2 separate regions of the Homo sapiens genome follow, and region 1 is linked to region 2. A link is an interaction called in ENCODE POLR2A ChIA-PET data of the cell type or tissue named here. Cell type or tissue: GM12878. All regions are shown on one strand.

Region 1 (8,000 bases), 120 kb before region 2:
GCAAAGTTGACTCAAACATAACACAAAAAATCCTCTATGGGAATGAGAACACCAAGTTTGAAGTCAGATGACCGGAGGAAACATTTTGCAAGAAACTAGAAACCTCCCCATTCCTGGCCAGGCGCAGTGGCTCACGCCTGTAATTCCAGCACTTTGGGAGGCCGAGACAAGCAGATCACAAGGTCAGGAGATCAAGACCATCCTGGCTAACACAGTGAAACCCTGTCTCCACTAAAAATACAAAAAAATTAGCCGGGCATGGTGGTGGGTGCCTGTAGTCCCAGCTACTCCAGAGGCTGAGGCAGGAGAATGGCATGAACCCGGGAGGCAGAGCTTGCAGTGAGCCAAGATTGTGCCACTGCACTCCAGCCTGGGCAACAGAGCAAGACTCCATCTCAAAAAAAAAAAAAAAACGAAAGAAAAGAAAAAAAGAAACATCCCCATTCCTGTGTGTCAAGCCAAAAGGTGGTGAAGCCAAGATGATTTTAGAGAAATACCTCAGAATCTCAGGAGAGATTACTTTTTTCTACCGCATTTGTTCTTTAATAAGACTAATAAGTCTCACCTCCTTAAAAGAAATCATCTTGGAGACTAAGAGATATTGACATCTCCAATCAATGCTCAAGATCATCTTTCCTTTTTCCCATCAGAGAATGAAGGTGCAGCTAAAATTTTTCAAGATTCTCTCAGAGATCATACATTTCAATCTACACTTAAAGCTGACTAAATATACTTAAGAGCATACTTTAAACACCATGCTGTTTCCTTGATGGACCATATGAGCATACATAAATGGATCGTTGCTCTGACAGGGAAACTAACATTGACCATACAAATAACTTAGCCATTCGGTGGAGAGCAGCACAAGGGTCTAAAACTTTGCAACTCAAAGTGTGGGCGGTGGCCTTGGCATCATACAGGAGCTTGTTAGGAATGCAGAATTCCAGTCCCACCCCAGACCTCTATTAACATTTTAATAAGATCCTCAGGGGATTTTCAGCACTTTTAAGTCAGAGAAGCACCACGTCTAGACTCAACAACCTTTTCTAAAATCCAAGTACCATTTTGTGTCTTAGAAGTAAATGAATTTGTTTGTGAGTCCTCTTCCTTTAGTAAATGTATAATTAAGGACATTTCTGAAACAGAATTGTTATCCATATCATTTTAGAGATGTTATGCTTCTTAACAGGGCCATTTATAATAGGCAGCTACCACTAACAATTTCCAAAATTGGAAGAGGTGAGCAGAGAGAAGCAAAGGAAGAGAAAGCCATTACTGTAAAGCAGAGCAGTTTTACCAGTTGTACTCTTTACTGTTTTTTGTTTGTTTGTTTGTTTTTGTTTTGTTTTGGTGGGGGGTATAGGATCTTACTCCGTTATCCAGGCTGGAGTGCAGTGGCATGACCTCAGCTGCAACCTCCAACTCCCGGGTTCAAGTGATCTTCCTACCTTAGCCTCCCGAGTAGCTGGGACAACAGGCAAATTCACCACATCCAGCTAATTTTTGTATTTTTCTGTAGGGTTGAAGTTTTACCATGTTGGCCAGGCTGGTCTTGAACTCTTAAACTCAAACAATCTGCCTACCTTAGCCTCCCAAAGTGCTGGGATTACAGGCATGAGCCACTGCGCTCAGCCTCTTTACTCTTATTTACTGGTTTTCTACATACAAAATTTTAGACAAAGGATTCATCATTTCTATGTACTTTACTTAATCTGTGGGGGTTTAGGCAAGTGAGTCCACTCAGGCAGCCAAAACTAGACTCAAAGAACACCATTGTTTCCACCAGTGAGCACAGGTGGTACAGTTCCCACTCTTCTCTAATCTAAACAACTGCTAGATTGCAGATACCTGGGGGACCAAGGGCCTCAGCTGCTCTTCACCTCTGGGAAAAAAAGCTACGTATCTTCTGCCTAAGACTTTTTTATCCTCTCCTGATATTCATGCCATTATTGAGATTCAAGAAAGATAAGTCAGACCCACCTGGAATCTCCGCATGTCACGTGGGTTTCCCGCATTCTTTAGGCAATTTTGGTTACATTTGAGGAAAAATTTCAAGAAGAACCTGTGAAGAAACAAATCATCATGGTTAGCATTTCGGTTTCTGACACGGGAGGGAAAAAAGAGGTAAGTCACCCCTGGGTTGTGCATTCGATTCTCTTTACATGTTTTCTGAAATATTCAGCATGGTGTTAGAGCCAATATTTCATTTGTGGCTTTAGCCTTTGTTTTGTTTCCACGCTGGACCTTCCTTATGACACAAACACTGTTGGCACTGCCAACAGATCTCACAGAAGAATTAAGCCCCAAGGAAGTATTTTCACTCATACAGAGGGAAAGCTTTCATCATAATTTAAGTTAGGTTCCAATTGGATATAATTGTCTGAGAATTACTCATGGTCCCCAACGACAACATGCAGTTTAAGCCCTATAAACTCACAGATGATGAACTGGCAAATACATGCTGGATGAATACAAGGATTTGGTAACCACTTTTTATCTTAGCCTCTCAAGTAAAATGTTTTAATTAGTACTACCCATGAGAAATAAGTAAAATTCACAAACTAACTAAACTCCTTTGACTTCTCAAATACCTCCTGTTTTTTTTTTTTTTTTTTTTTTTTTTTGTTTTTTTTTTTTTTTTGAGACGGAGTCTCGCTCTGTCGCCCAGGCTGGAGTGCAGTGGCGGGATCTCGGCTCACTGCAAGCTCCGCCTCCCGGGTTCACGCCATTCTCCTGCCTCAGCCTCCCAAGTAGCTGGGACTACAGGCGCCCGCCACTACGCCCGGCTAATTTTTTGTATTTTTAGTAGAGACGGGGTTTCACCGTTTTAGCCGGGATGGTCTCGATCTCCTGACCTCGTGATCCGCCCGCCTCGGCCTCCCAAAGTGCTGGGATTACAGGCGTGAGCCACCGCGCCAGGCCCTCCTGTTTTTCTTAAACTGTCTGCTGTAGACAAGAGCTAGCTGTGATTGAATAAAGATTTTCCTGCCTCACTGCCACCTTGGTTTCTGAATTGGTTCTGTAGTGAGATTCATGGGTTTTACTTGCTAAGGTGACCAAAGGTCCCAATTTGCCAAGAAAAATCCCAGTTTATACCAGCTGTACTGGTGTATATATTAATAGTACCTACTTTAACTCTCAAAAATGTCTTGGTATGGGTGATAAATTATATGGTCACCCTATAACTTTCTGAGTTATTTCTTATGTAACCATCACAGTTGTTAAAGTCTATCATGGAAAAGCAGCAGCTACTAAAAGTGTCATATTGGGGCATTCATGTCTACCACCTGTAATTAAACCTTCTACCTGCCCAGGTTTGGGAAAAGAAGTATTTCCAAAGATACCTAAGTTTTGCAATCTCTTTTACTACTAGGCCTAGATGTGATGTGCCTGTGGATTTCAGGCCGAAATGTTTCCTAAAAATATCAAAATGCATTAAAATGCTGGTCAACTGAATTCTTGTTGTAATTCAATTCTCTTCCCCTTTCTTCCACTTCAAGTCCACACTGGAGTAAAATCCCCATCTCAACACAAATAGATTATGAAGAACTATCACCCTATGATGCCTCAGTCTGAATTTGGCTCTGACTGCAATGTCTGTCAATCATGTAACACTGGGATCCTCTATAACAACAGCACTGCACGAAGACATACAGAGTTCAGCCAATTTCTGAATATGAAACTGAGAGAAGTCCCAGATGAATCCCTCTGCTCCTTGGTCTCTTAGAATCTGCCAAGATGGGAGTATGTTGTGGGAATCATTCTTTAGAGACAAACAATGGCCTTTTCAACCAAAAGAGTAACATTTAAAAATGCAAACATCGTCCTAAAATGACTGTTTAACACCACACAACATTTGACTGCCCATCAATGAAAGCAGGCCTCTAAATAATCACTTGCCGCTACTTCCAGATTCTCTCCACAGAAGCCAAAGTTGATCAACCTTTCGTCCAAGACAAATGGCTTACAGAACACCACTGAAGCCCAGCTGTGTGAAACAAAATCTGATTTTGAGCTCTCCTTTTCCGGTACCAAGACCCACACTGTCCTTGCACAGGACAATCAGCCAGTCATTGACTCTTGCCCACTTTCAATATGACAGATTTGGTAAAGGAAGGGGGGTTAAGGGAGTGGCCCAAATCCTAAGTGCCTTTGCACTGTCTTGTTGGTCTGAGCTCCCAGAAGGCAAGTGCTGGGTAGCCCTGCTGATCACACATGGCTTTCAGAAACCATTTAATACAGTGGAGCTGACTGTTGTGATCCTTGAATCTTGCTAGGGTTCAATCCTATATCCATAGACACTGAAGACATGAAAACTGGCTGCTGCTTTCAAGAACAGTCAGTTAGAAGGGCATATTTCAAAGCTACTTCAAGCCCCAGGAGAGGGCTGATTATCACTAAACTGACAACAAGAGTGGGTGTGATATGGTGAAAGGCCACAGCCATTAGAAACACCCAGAATAATGAGATTCATATCCTGACTCTGACAGGTACTACCTGTGTGACTTTGGATAAGGAGCTGAACTTCTCTGCACCACACTTTCCTTATCTATAAACTGGTGCAATAACAGGCCTTACTGTATAGGGAAACTGTGAAAATTGCGATAAGGCAGAGTAACAGATACATGGTAGGTATGCTGATGGTGGCAGTCATCATAAGAATGGCTTCCGTGTATTGGGTGCTTACCTTGTGCTCAGTTCACTGCTAAGAACAAATCTGTTTTCTCATACAATCCTCCTAAGTAACCTCTGCTATTAATCCCATTTTATAGATGAGAAAACTGAGATTCAGAGAAGTGAAATAACTTGTCCAAAGCTAGGAAGTGTGAATCTAGAACTCAAATTCAGACAGTGTAGCTCCAGAGACTGTACTCTTAACCACCATGATGTAGTAGTTTTAGTAATGACAGAAGTAGTGCAGTAATGATGTTAATACTAATTGTACTATTGATAGCAATCGTACTGTAACAGCAATTTTGCTAATAAGAGTAAATAAGATTAATCGAACTACTAAGAATAATTATTAGTATCATGATTTCCACAACAGCAACATGAACATTATGGAGGTAGACGTCATTGCCATTCTCCCTTAAGAGGGCCCCCTGCTTGCTTCCCCAGGGTTGGTAATATTTGCTGCCCATGTGTGTTTAAGCCATTTGAGCCCAGACAAGACAGCCAGATTCAGGTTGTGCTAGAAGGAGCTGTCAGCACACCCTCTGGCTTCTTCAAGTCAGACAACTGCTAGCCACCATGAGGGGGTCCATCTGGTGCCAAAATGAATTTTGAAAGACAGGCAAACAGGACACCAGCTATGCCAGGGAGAAACAGAATCAAGGGAGCAGAGGATCTTCTGCCTCAAAGATGAGCTGGGGCAGGGCGCCTGTCAGCAGCCCATCGTTAGCACAAAAGCTATGCCGGGCACACACCAGATCCCTGTTACCCTAAGCTGGCCTGTCACTTGGCATGCTGGCAGAGTCCCCCGCCTGCCCCCTCAACAGTGGATCACTTGCTGAAATTGAAAGCTTGACCATCTGTCGTGGGGAAGACACGGCCATCAACTGGTGCCTGAGGCCTCACACAAGCCCTTATGTGGAAAAGACGCTCTGAAGGGCCAGTTCTTTTGGGGAAAGCCAGCCCTACCCCAGAGGGAGCCTCAGAAATTCTTTCAAAGTTTTCCCCTAAGTAAAAGCCAAGTGCCTGACCCTTTCGGATTACAGTTCCTTAAAGGAACTGAGAGGAGTTAGAAGGAGGAGTTAAAAATATCCCCACTGAGAGACAGACATGGCACACGAATTTGGGGGATGACTTATCAGGCTAAGTTTATAAGGCCTTTGTAAACCGGGGGACATGTGCACGTCTGCTGGCCTACGGAGAAGATCTCAGATTCCGAGGGGGCTTTTAACAAAGCAGAGGTTATTGTAACTCAAAACCTCACTTTTGTCTAATGAATTGCTGCATTTTGTGAGGCGGGTGTGTTTGATAAAGTGTTGTCAGGAGAAAAAGTGTGGCAGCCTTACCCCAACTGTGGGAAACTGACCCACAGCAGGACAAAGCCCCTATTGACCCTGTAGAGTTCCAAGGAGTTCCATAAACTCCAGGAAACAGCCTGACCAGGATCAAACTCCTTTTTAACTCAAGCCTTTTTTTTTTTTTTTTTTGAGGGGGAAGGAAGGAGGTAACGAGAAACTCGACATCTTTCTGTTAACTTTCAGTACAAATAATATCATCTTGTGTTCATGTAATGCGTTAATTATTCAGAGCACTTATATTCCCAATATCTCACTAAATCCTCACGGAATTTCTATAAATTAGGTGCACCAGGAATTATCAAAGCCATTTGAAAGGCAAGAAAAACAAAGACAACAAAATTAAGGGATTTATCTACAGTCAACAACCAATCTCGTAAATTGACCGAAAGGACTAGTCATGGTATGTGTTTTCCATGAACTCTAGGATTTTATAAGTGATCTTAATCATCACTTAGTCTAACCTCCTCATTTTGCCTATGAGAAAAATTAGGCATCAGAAGACATGACAATATTCACATAGTTAGTAATGAATATCAGAGCTGGAACTATAATCCATATGTCCTGATGTCTAGTTATATAATTTTCCCAACATAATATTAGCTTCTCAAGCCAATCCTGTAAGAGCTGAATGCCTGCGCTCTTAAACTGTTTAGTCTACTACCTCAAATGGGAAAGTGACAGTCATAAAACCAAAAGGTGACATCCTATTAAAAGTTTTATTTGGGTTCATCAATCAGGCCAGTGTAGGACATTAGCCCATCACGGAACTAACTGAACCCAATACAAACATTTGTAGAACAAAATTGCTTGTTCAATGACATACCTGTATCACCTTTTACCAACCAACAGATATTAGTATCTAGTTTGAGTAGCTTTCATGTGACCAGCACGGTACTCAAGACCAAAAGGCACTTCTGGACTCCCCCAAAAGGAAAATTAATTCAATTAGTCAGCAGGATCTGACTCACCTACATAAGGATATAAAATTTTTAAAAAATCATCCCTGCATGCATAGTGCCCGGCGTAAGACCTAGAACCCAGTGGTTTTTCAGTAAATACTTGCTCAACTAAATGGAGTCTAGGGTCTGCAAGGGATAGAAATAAGGGTGTTTTTACAGTAAAGACAGCAGTAGAATATACTGGGCAAGAGCTTGCATTGGAGCTAAGAGAAGCCTGAGTGAATTTCAACAATTCCTGAACCTCAGTGGCCTCATTAAAACATGAGAATAATAGTACCTCTCTCCTAGGATCACTGTGCAGCTTTCACCGTAATTTTAGCTTTACTCCTTAATTAATTGGGTGACTTTAGATAAATTATTTAACCTCTCTGTGCCTCAATTTTCTCATCTGTAAGATGGGAGGAACATCGGAACCTACTTTAAAGAGTTAAGAGAATTAAATGAGTTAACATATGTGGAGTGTTGAAATAGTACCTGCCATAGAGGAAGTGATAATTATTTTCTTCATCATTTATCCCTGGCAACTGCTCACTGCCTAGCACTCAGAGATGTTGAGATTTTCAGATACAAAAAGTATTCTTCACTCTTTAAATGTTAAGGTCAAGAAAAGAAGCAAAGACCTATGTACCCAATGAGAACTATAGGTTTCATTGAATGACCTACAAAAAGAAAAAAAAAAAAAAGAAGAAGAAATAACCACCAAAGAAAGATAATAATGACTACAGCAGCTTTACCCAAAGGCTAAGACACATAAAGGAAAGGGGTAGTGCCTTAAATCGTGGAGAACTCCAGCCAGTCAGAACTGAAGGGCACACACAGTAAAACTGCCCATTAGGCAACAGCTTGTACATCATTAATTATTATGTAAAGCATTGCAATCAATCTGGGCTGAGCAGGTTGAGTTTTTACCTCCCCCAACCCAAATTCTGAAAAATCACGTTTGGATTTTTGCAGCTGCTCTCATAATGTCCATGCTAGACAGGAAATGCATCAAGGCACACCTAAACTGAGA
Region 2 (8,000 bases):
ATTAGGGGAAAAATATGCACCATTCTCTGCACAAAAGCGGGGATTTTACTGTATTTTTCCCAATCTGCCTTTCACATTTATATGAATAGCAAGATGTCAGATTTCACACAATGTTGTTAAACCTTTTCTCAGGTTTAGGGAACTGAAAGTCGTATGTGCCTGTGTAATATTGTGCTGATGCAAATAGTTAAACTTTTCTACACGATTAACCATCATTTTCTCAGAGTATTCTGTTCACAGCTTTCTTCCAGTTTCCTGATACATGTTGAGATCTATGCCCGTGCGGCTGATGGGGTGGCGTGGAGGTTGTAAACTGAAGACCCACCGCGAAGCTAAAGAGTCACTCTGACGCAATCTAGTTAAATGACAGTATGGCAGTAGGCCGTTTACCCAGGCCAAGGAAGCTGTGGCTTGTCAAAGACATTAAAATCCAAATGTGCCAGCAACGGTGCCAAATGTACTCTAGGCCTTGCAAACACATAATCCAGACAAACTGAATTAAATTGCAACCAGTTTATAATTAATTTGCTTTTGAAAGTTGTGCCATGAGAATAAATGTGCCAACAATTATTTGCAATGAATTGTTCTTAGGGTGCCCCCAACTTAATAATGCCTCTGTAAGCAAGAGAGGGTTTGGTATTGGTTACTTGTATTGGCATTGGCTTCTAACCTAATGAGGGGGTACGGAGAATTTAGAGACAGATTCCAGGAACCTTAACCTTTCTGTCAACCTAATGGAGTCTGTTACCAATGCGGTCAGTAGCGTGGCCCTGTGGCCTCCCTGACCTCAGATGCCAGCCTCACTCTGCCCAAGATGCTAAGATTAGAAACATATTTATCTCGCTGAGGCACTGCCTTTCTGGACACCATTTTGTAAGCACAAATATTCACGGGAAAGGTAAAAACAGTAAGAGACTAAGGCACTAATGCTTCATGTGAATTCATTTCTCATACCATTTTTCTCTAGGACTTACGGAGCCAAGCAAAGTGTGAGCCCTGAGTACATATGAACAAAAAACTAAAATAATGTAAAAAGAAGAAATAATCCTGAAACTTAACATGGAGTGTTATGTGCCAAGCATTTTTTTTCCCCACCAATCCTCAGGGGAAAAAAATTACAGAGAAGTAATTGGGCCGGGCGCAGTGGCTCACGCCTGTAATCCCAGCACTTTGGGAGGCCGAGGAGGGCGGATCACGAGGTCAGGAGTTCAAGACCAGCCTGGCCAACATGGTGAAACCCCATCTCTACTAAAAATACAAAAATCAGCCGGGAGTGGTGGCGGGCACCTGTAATCCCAGCTACTTGGGAGTCTGAGGCAAGAGAATCGCTTGAATCCGGGAGGCAGGGGTTGTAGTGAGCCGAGATTGCACCACTGCACTCCAGAATGGGCAACAAGAGCGAAACTCCATCTAAAAAAAAAAGAGAGAGAGAGAGAAGTAATTGCAGAGTAGATGTATATTAGAGGCCTCAGGACTTAGAGCTAAAAAACAGCAGACGCAGGATTCAAACTGAGGGCTAACTCAGCAGCCTGGGACCTCCACCTTCTGCTTTTCATATCAACAATGGCCATATCTCACTGCTCCTCTCTTTCCAGAGCACAGGGGCCAGAGTGAGACCTGGAATGTGACTGACTTTTAGACCAGAGCTGGACATCAAAATGAATTCCATCCCATTCTTAATTGTCACTTTGGAAGACTGCTTGAGAGCATTTGCAGCTCTTCTTGGAAATCCAGGCAGAATGTTTTGAGTTCATCTCAATATAGTAGTTCCCTTACAGGGACGCATCATTTCTGATCTAAAATGATCTTTAATCGACTGATGTTTTACACCAGCCTCGTTATCAAATTACTGCTGGCTGTTTCCGAAACTCAGATCAACCCTCAAAGAGTAGAAGTGTGCTACCATTGAGGGGAGTCACAAGAAGATGCTGCAGGTTCAGCCAGCAGCTGAAAGGAAGAGTAGCAAAGAGTTGCTTAGCAATGGCTTACCAAAGGAGGAGTACCTGCAGGCCATTGCTTTGTTTATGCAACAAATACTTATTTCTTACAGTTGTTACTTATTTGTTACAAGCTCCTGCTTGAATATGCCAGATACTGCATTAATTAAATAAATATAAATGTGTGTGTGTGTGTGTGTGTGTGTGTGTGTGTGTGTGTGTGTGTGTGTCTTTCAGATTTAGAAATTTGCCCAAGGTCACAAAGCTAATAAATGGCAAAGGCAAGATTTGAACCCATGTCAAACTCCAGCAACACACTCCAGTCCACAGTCTTGTAGTACCAAGGAGGCTTCTACTTTGGAGCGACACGGTGTGTCACAGGCTTTTCAGATCAAGTTCTATGCTGCAGTTTCCTTTCACTGAGATGCAGCCTAATGGTCTCTGAATGTTTTTCACCAGGAGGAGAATGAGAGCTGAGAGTAACTTTCCCTGAAAGGACATTTGTAACCATTAAAAGAAAGAGAACTCAAAAAGAAGTTCAAGAGGGTTTTCAAAACTGGACTTTTAACTGGAAGCTTAATTGCAGGATGTACCTTAGAATGCACGCACACATAGACACACACACACACACGCACACACACACACGCACGCACACTTTCAGATATTCCTTCTAAAATAGCTCTTGACAATTTGTTTCAAATCATGAAATCACGACCTTAAGGTCTTCCAAGTTATCTTCAACCATCCAAACAATTAATTCTTTGAGAAAGACATACTTACTAAAAGAAAAAAGAAGTTGAAAATATTGAAAATATTATAGAAAGGTTCCAATGGAATTAACCAGAAGAGAAGGTTCTAGATGTTAAGCATGTACTACCACTCCCACTACCTCTGCCACCAACACTTCTTTTTTTTTTTTTTTTTTTTTTGAGATGGAGTCTCGCTCTGTCGCCCAGGCTGGAGTGCAGTGGCGCGATCTGGGCTCACTGCAAACTCCACCTCCCGGGTTCACACCATTCTCCTGCCTCAGCCTCCGGAGTAGCTGGGACTACAGGCGCCTGCCACCACGCCCAGCTAATTTTTTGTATTTTTAGTAGAGACCGGGTTTCACCGTGTTAGCCAAGATGGTCTCGATCTCCTGACCCTGTGATCCACCTGTCTAGGCCTCCCAAAGTGCTGGGATTACAGGCGTGAGCCACACTTCTAATGAAAAATGCTAGCAGCTCCCAATTACTAAGAACTCTGTGCCAAGCTCTCTGCTGAGTGCTTTCTATACATTATACCATTCACTCTTCACAAGCGCCCTGTGAGATAGACATTATTATCCCCATTTTACAGATGAGAAAACTGAGGCTTCATAAATTTAAACATTACTTGAACAGCCAATAAAATTATAGATATTTACCAGACTTTTCTGTAAGGTATTATTAATACAATGGTAAGCACTGTCATGGATGCAAGAAAATACTGGAATTTAAATGACAAAGATTAAGTCACATAAGAAATGAAAATTGATGAGGCAGGTCTAAGCAGGAAGTCCCAAGAGGGCAGGAACCAAATCTGTTTTGTTGCAAATTAGGTCTGGCATAATATCTGGCCTATAGGAGATGCTGAATCAACAGTTGTAGCTAAATGTAGAAAACAATACGTAGCAAGTGAGTATATTAGAACTCTCTGAACATTTTATCTCCAGAGCACTTGGTTAATCAAGGTTCAAGAAAAAAATGGTCCCAACTCTGCCACTACCATTTCAAAGCTCCTTGACCCAGGGTGTTTCAGGTAAGCCATAGTTCCATGGCATGTGCCTCTTCTTTTTATTTGGGTCTGGCACCAGAGGCTGAATCAGAAAATCTCCATTTCCCTTTGTCCCTATTCTGCCATGGACGCTTCCTCTGCCAAACATTTCATAGTTCCTTTATGGCCGCATGATATTTTTCAAGGGAAATGATTGGCAAACAGCCAATACCCCTAATGCAGAAAAGATGCCAACATCACTCCCAGGTTTAAATACCTTCAAGGAGACCCTCAACTGAAGTGGTCCTTACAACCAATCTGACTTTTTTTCACTCTCTTTTTGTGGGAATATCTTTTACACGAGGCTTAGAGGGAAAAAGGAAAAAATAATAATAAGAAAACGTAAAGAAAAAGAAAACCTGCCTGAAATGAAAAATTCCAATCTTGCCTCTGTAAAAATCCTTCAAGCCCAGTCAGCTGCCCCTCCCCCTTGATCCAAGCCTCTGTGTTTCCCGGCAAAGAGGTTAGAAAGCTGTTGAAAAACATTCTCCTGCTGAATTGAGACTGACATCTGACAGAGCTCGGTGGTGTCCTAACTTGAGTGAATTTAAATGACAAGCTTGGCTTTATAAGTAAGGGATCCTCTTTTACAATAGAACAGCATGATTGCTTCATGGCAGAGGGGGAAAAGAGGGAGAATCAAAGTTTTCTTCAAATCCCCAGTGGTGCCATTGACCTGTCAGAAGGTTGTGACCCACTCCTGTTAATCCATGCAAATCAGATGCCTCCAATTTGCGGTGCTGATTGGAGTACCACACCTTTAAATTCAGGAAGCGGCCTTAGAGTGAGGTTCCGATCACAGAGTTCAGTTCACCTCTCATTTTTTTCTTCTTCAAAAACATGATGACAGCTGACTTCCTTCCCGCCCTGCCCTTACTCAGTCAGGGAAGACTGTCTGATGGTTTCCTGATTAGCATCAAGGCAAAAGCAGCATGTTTTTCATAGGCTATCGCTATTACCTAAATTATAGGCCTGTTGCTCTCAGCATTTTCCCCCCACAGACAGGTTAATATACACATCCCACTGGTATTATTGCTTTGCGAAGTCACCCAGTCATTTTTATGACATAGAGGGGAGAAGGCCTGGAATTCCCCGGAAGAGGCTTCAGATCCAGATGAGAGACTCTTACACAACCAGAAACGCCGTTTTCTAACCATCCCATTCAAAACTTAACAACACTTCCCACGTTCAATGCCATGTGCCGTGCATATTTTAAACCATGGGTAATTTCAAGCAGAAACATTCAGAAAAAGAAAATGAAAAGGCTGGTATTTTGGATATCAGGAATATGTGATTGCCCACACGATTCGCACATTACTCAAGTTGTCCCCAAGTCATCTTGAACTGGCTACTTAAACAATGTAAGTGACCAGAATTTTTGTGCATCATATCAAGGTAATTCAAAATTCTAGTGAGAGGAGGGATTATTTAAAGGACTTCAGTGAATTTGCATTTTCCAAAGCTTGGAAAATAACTTTCTTAAAGAACCCCTGAACCATTAACATATCTGAGGAATAAATAATTGTAATAACCATTTGCCCATATTTTAGAAAATATACTATTCCTAACACCAAAAAAAGATGCCAAACATAAAACAAATCGAAATAAACTAAAACAAAAATATAAAGAAAAACTCTAGCTCTACTTAAGAATTTTTTTTTTTTTTTTGAGACGGAGTCTTACTCTGTCACCCTAGTTGGAGTGCAGTGGCTTGATCTCAGCTCACTGCAACCTCTGTCTCCAGCGTTCAAGAGATTCTTCTGCCTCAGCCTCCTGAGTAGCTGGGATTACAGGAGTGTGCCACCACACCTGGAAGATTTTTGTATTTTTAGTAGAGATGGGGTTTCACCATGTTGACCAAGCTTGTCTGAATCTCCTGACCTCAGGCAATCTGTCTGCCTCGGCCTCCCAAAGTGCTGGGATTACCGGCCTGAGCCACCAGGCCTGTTCAAGAATTTTAAAGACATAAATAATATATAATTCTTTCAAAATAGGAAGACTTTTAAGACAAAAGAATATATATGTATGTATATATATATATACTTTCAAGATAGAAAGACTCAATTTAGTAGAGATGTCAACTTCCCTAGTCTTTAATACATTACTCAACTTTCTAAAGACATTATTTTAACCAAAAATATGATTCATTCATATACAAGAATAAATAAGCAATAATAGTCATGAAAATGGGGGATGATTATATAATTAAAACACATTATACAGCCATAGCAATTAAAATCATGCAGTAAGAGAATCAAACTAGATCGACCAATCAATGGAACAGAACAGAAAGCCATGTGCCTATATATCCCTAGTTAGGGTGGCTATTCAAAATAGCAGAATTGACACCTACATTGTCCCTGGAGCTCCAGTCTGGAAGACATAATACCACACTCACTCCTTTAAATGCACCAGAGAAGCCCCTTTAAATTGATAGAGAAGGGTCTGAACTGAGGGGGAAGGAAAGGAGGGGACACTTAGAGCAGCAGATATTTACCAATCAGCATGGAAGCATTTTAAGATTTTAATAAGGGCTATAGTCATATTGTAAGTATCAGTGGAATATCTACCCTATATTTACTGATAATAAATGAGGCATTCTAAATCATTAAGAGAAAGTGAGCTTATTCAAAAATTGCCACTTAAATAAATGTTATTCAGAAAAAAATTGCTGTATCTAATTTATTTCTAAAAATAAATTATAGAAACACTAAAGAGGTTACATGTAAAAAGTGAAATCAACAAAGAACTAAAAGAAAATATAGGTGAAGATTTATCTGACCCTAGAGTAAAGAAGACATTGTTAAGCACAAAGCAAAAGAAAGACTCTAAAACTGGAAATGATTAATAGACTTAAGTATATTAAAATTGTACATCTCTGTAAAAAAAAATTTAAATTGAAGGGCAAACTGGAGGAAAATGTTTGAAAAATGTTTTTAAAAAATAGGTTCTCTAATGGTTTTTAAATATATCCACAAATTCTTCAAGAGGTGGAACTTCGTTTCTCTCTCCTGAATGTGGGCTAGAGTTAGTGACTTGCTCTTAACAAATAGAAGAAGACAAAAAGTGCAATGTGTGACTTCCAAGACTAGGTCAAAAAGGCCTGTCAGTTTCCTGTTTGCTCTCTGTAGGCTCACTCAGTGTGGGAGAAGCTGGCTGCCATGTCATCAGGATACCCAATCAGCCCCGGAAAGGCCTTGTATCAAGAAACTGAGGCCTCAGGCCAATAGCCCTGTGAACGAACTACCTTGGAAACAGATCTCCCAGCCCCGGTCGAGCCTTCAGATTGCTACATCTGACCTGAAATTCTTGTGAGACAATAAATGTTTATTTTTTGAAACCTAAATAAAAGCCCATAAGGGAAAAAAATAAGGGAGAAAATGAATAGGCAATTCACCAAAATATGCATATAAATGGCCAAAAACACAAAGAAAAATATTCGAGCTCAGTATTCAACCTCAGCAATAATCACAAAATATAAATACTATATTTCAGTTTACCAAGTTGGTACAAGTTTCTAAATGAGGTCCTTTGAGGACGCCAGTGAACTGCACTGTCTTAACACATAGTGAAAGTGTAAACAGTATAACCTTTTTGGAGGGCAATTTAGCCACATATATCAGAAGGCTTAAAAATGATCATCTCCTTCAATTCAAAGATTACACTTTGAGGAATTAAGCTTAAAGGAAAAAAAAATCATATTCAACCCAAAGATACACAAGGTGGCTCATTGCTGATTTTAACAATTGCAAAAAATTGAAAACTGACTACAGACTCTACAACAGAGTAAATAACTTATAGCCATAGGATGTAACGCTGTGCAACTATGTGTTTAAAAAATTATGAGATACACTATAATATTCACAATAAAAGAAAAAAGCAAGTCACAAAACAGCATAATCCAATTTTGTAAATACACAGTTCTGATATATACAGAGAAAATATTCTGAAAAAAATACAGATGTTAAAAAGATGATTTTTCCAAATTTTTGGATAAAAGATAATTTTTTCTTTCCAGTCTGTATTCTTTTAAATTCTCTACAGAGAATGTAAGTTACTCTTTTAATTTATTTTCTAAAAAATAAAAATCATTTTAGGAACAAGAGATAAATTATGTGCTTACCACCTACCACTAAGTAAAACTCCGACCAGTGGAGGTCATTTCTATTTTCTCAATAATTATTTCTTTATCTAAGCTTCTGAGGGAAAGAGAGCGAATTTTTTTAGGAAGAGAGAAAAATGAAATTTTGAAATCCTAGAAAGTCTTAT

What was found. Peaks named below come from ENCODE experiments on the same cell type or tissue, not always from the same donor. Only the 100,000 strongest peaks of a DNase experiment are listed, where the experiment ranks them.
Region 1: POLR2A ChIA-PET joins it to region 2 with 12 read pairs; 2 of 35 experiments call an interaction of 5 or more read pairs at or near these places.

What each region holds. Positions count from the first base shown.
Region 1 is chr5:158,838,049-158,846,048 of GRCh38, forward strand. EBF1 (EBF transcription factor 1) reads right to left here. Exons shown (of 16, transcript NM_024007.5): 7 at 1,981-2,062. Among named protein-coding and RNA genes, the nearest start is that of EBF1, 260 kb to the right of the region's middle. In GM12878, no CTCF peak of the experiment used is centred here; a DNase peak (open chromatin) is centred at 4,093; H3K27ac peaks cover 1,185 bases.
Region 2 is chr5:158,953,911-158,961,910 of GRCh38, forward strand. The region is part of intron 6 of EBF1 (EBF transcription factor 1); the gene reads right to left. Among named protein-coding and RNA genes, the nearest start is that of EBF1, 140 kb to the right of the region's middle. RefSeq lists enhancers at 317-446, 3,910-4,772, 4,501-4,570, 4,601-4,650. In GM12878, no CTCF peak of the experiment used is centred here; DNase peaks (open chromatin) are centred at 181 and 4,511; H3K4me3 peaks cover 1,453 bases; H3K27ac peaks cover 6,785 bases.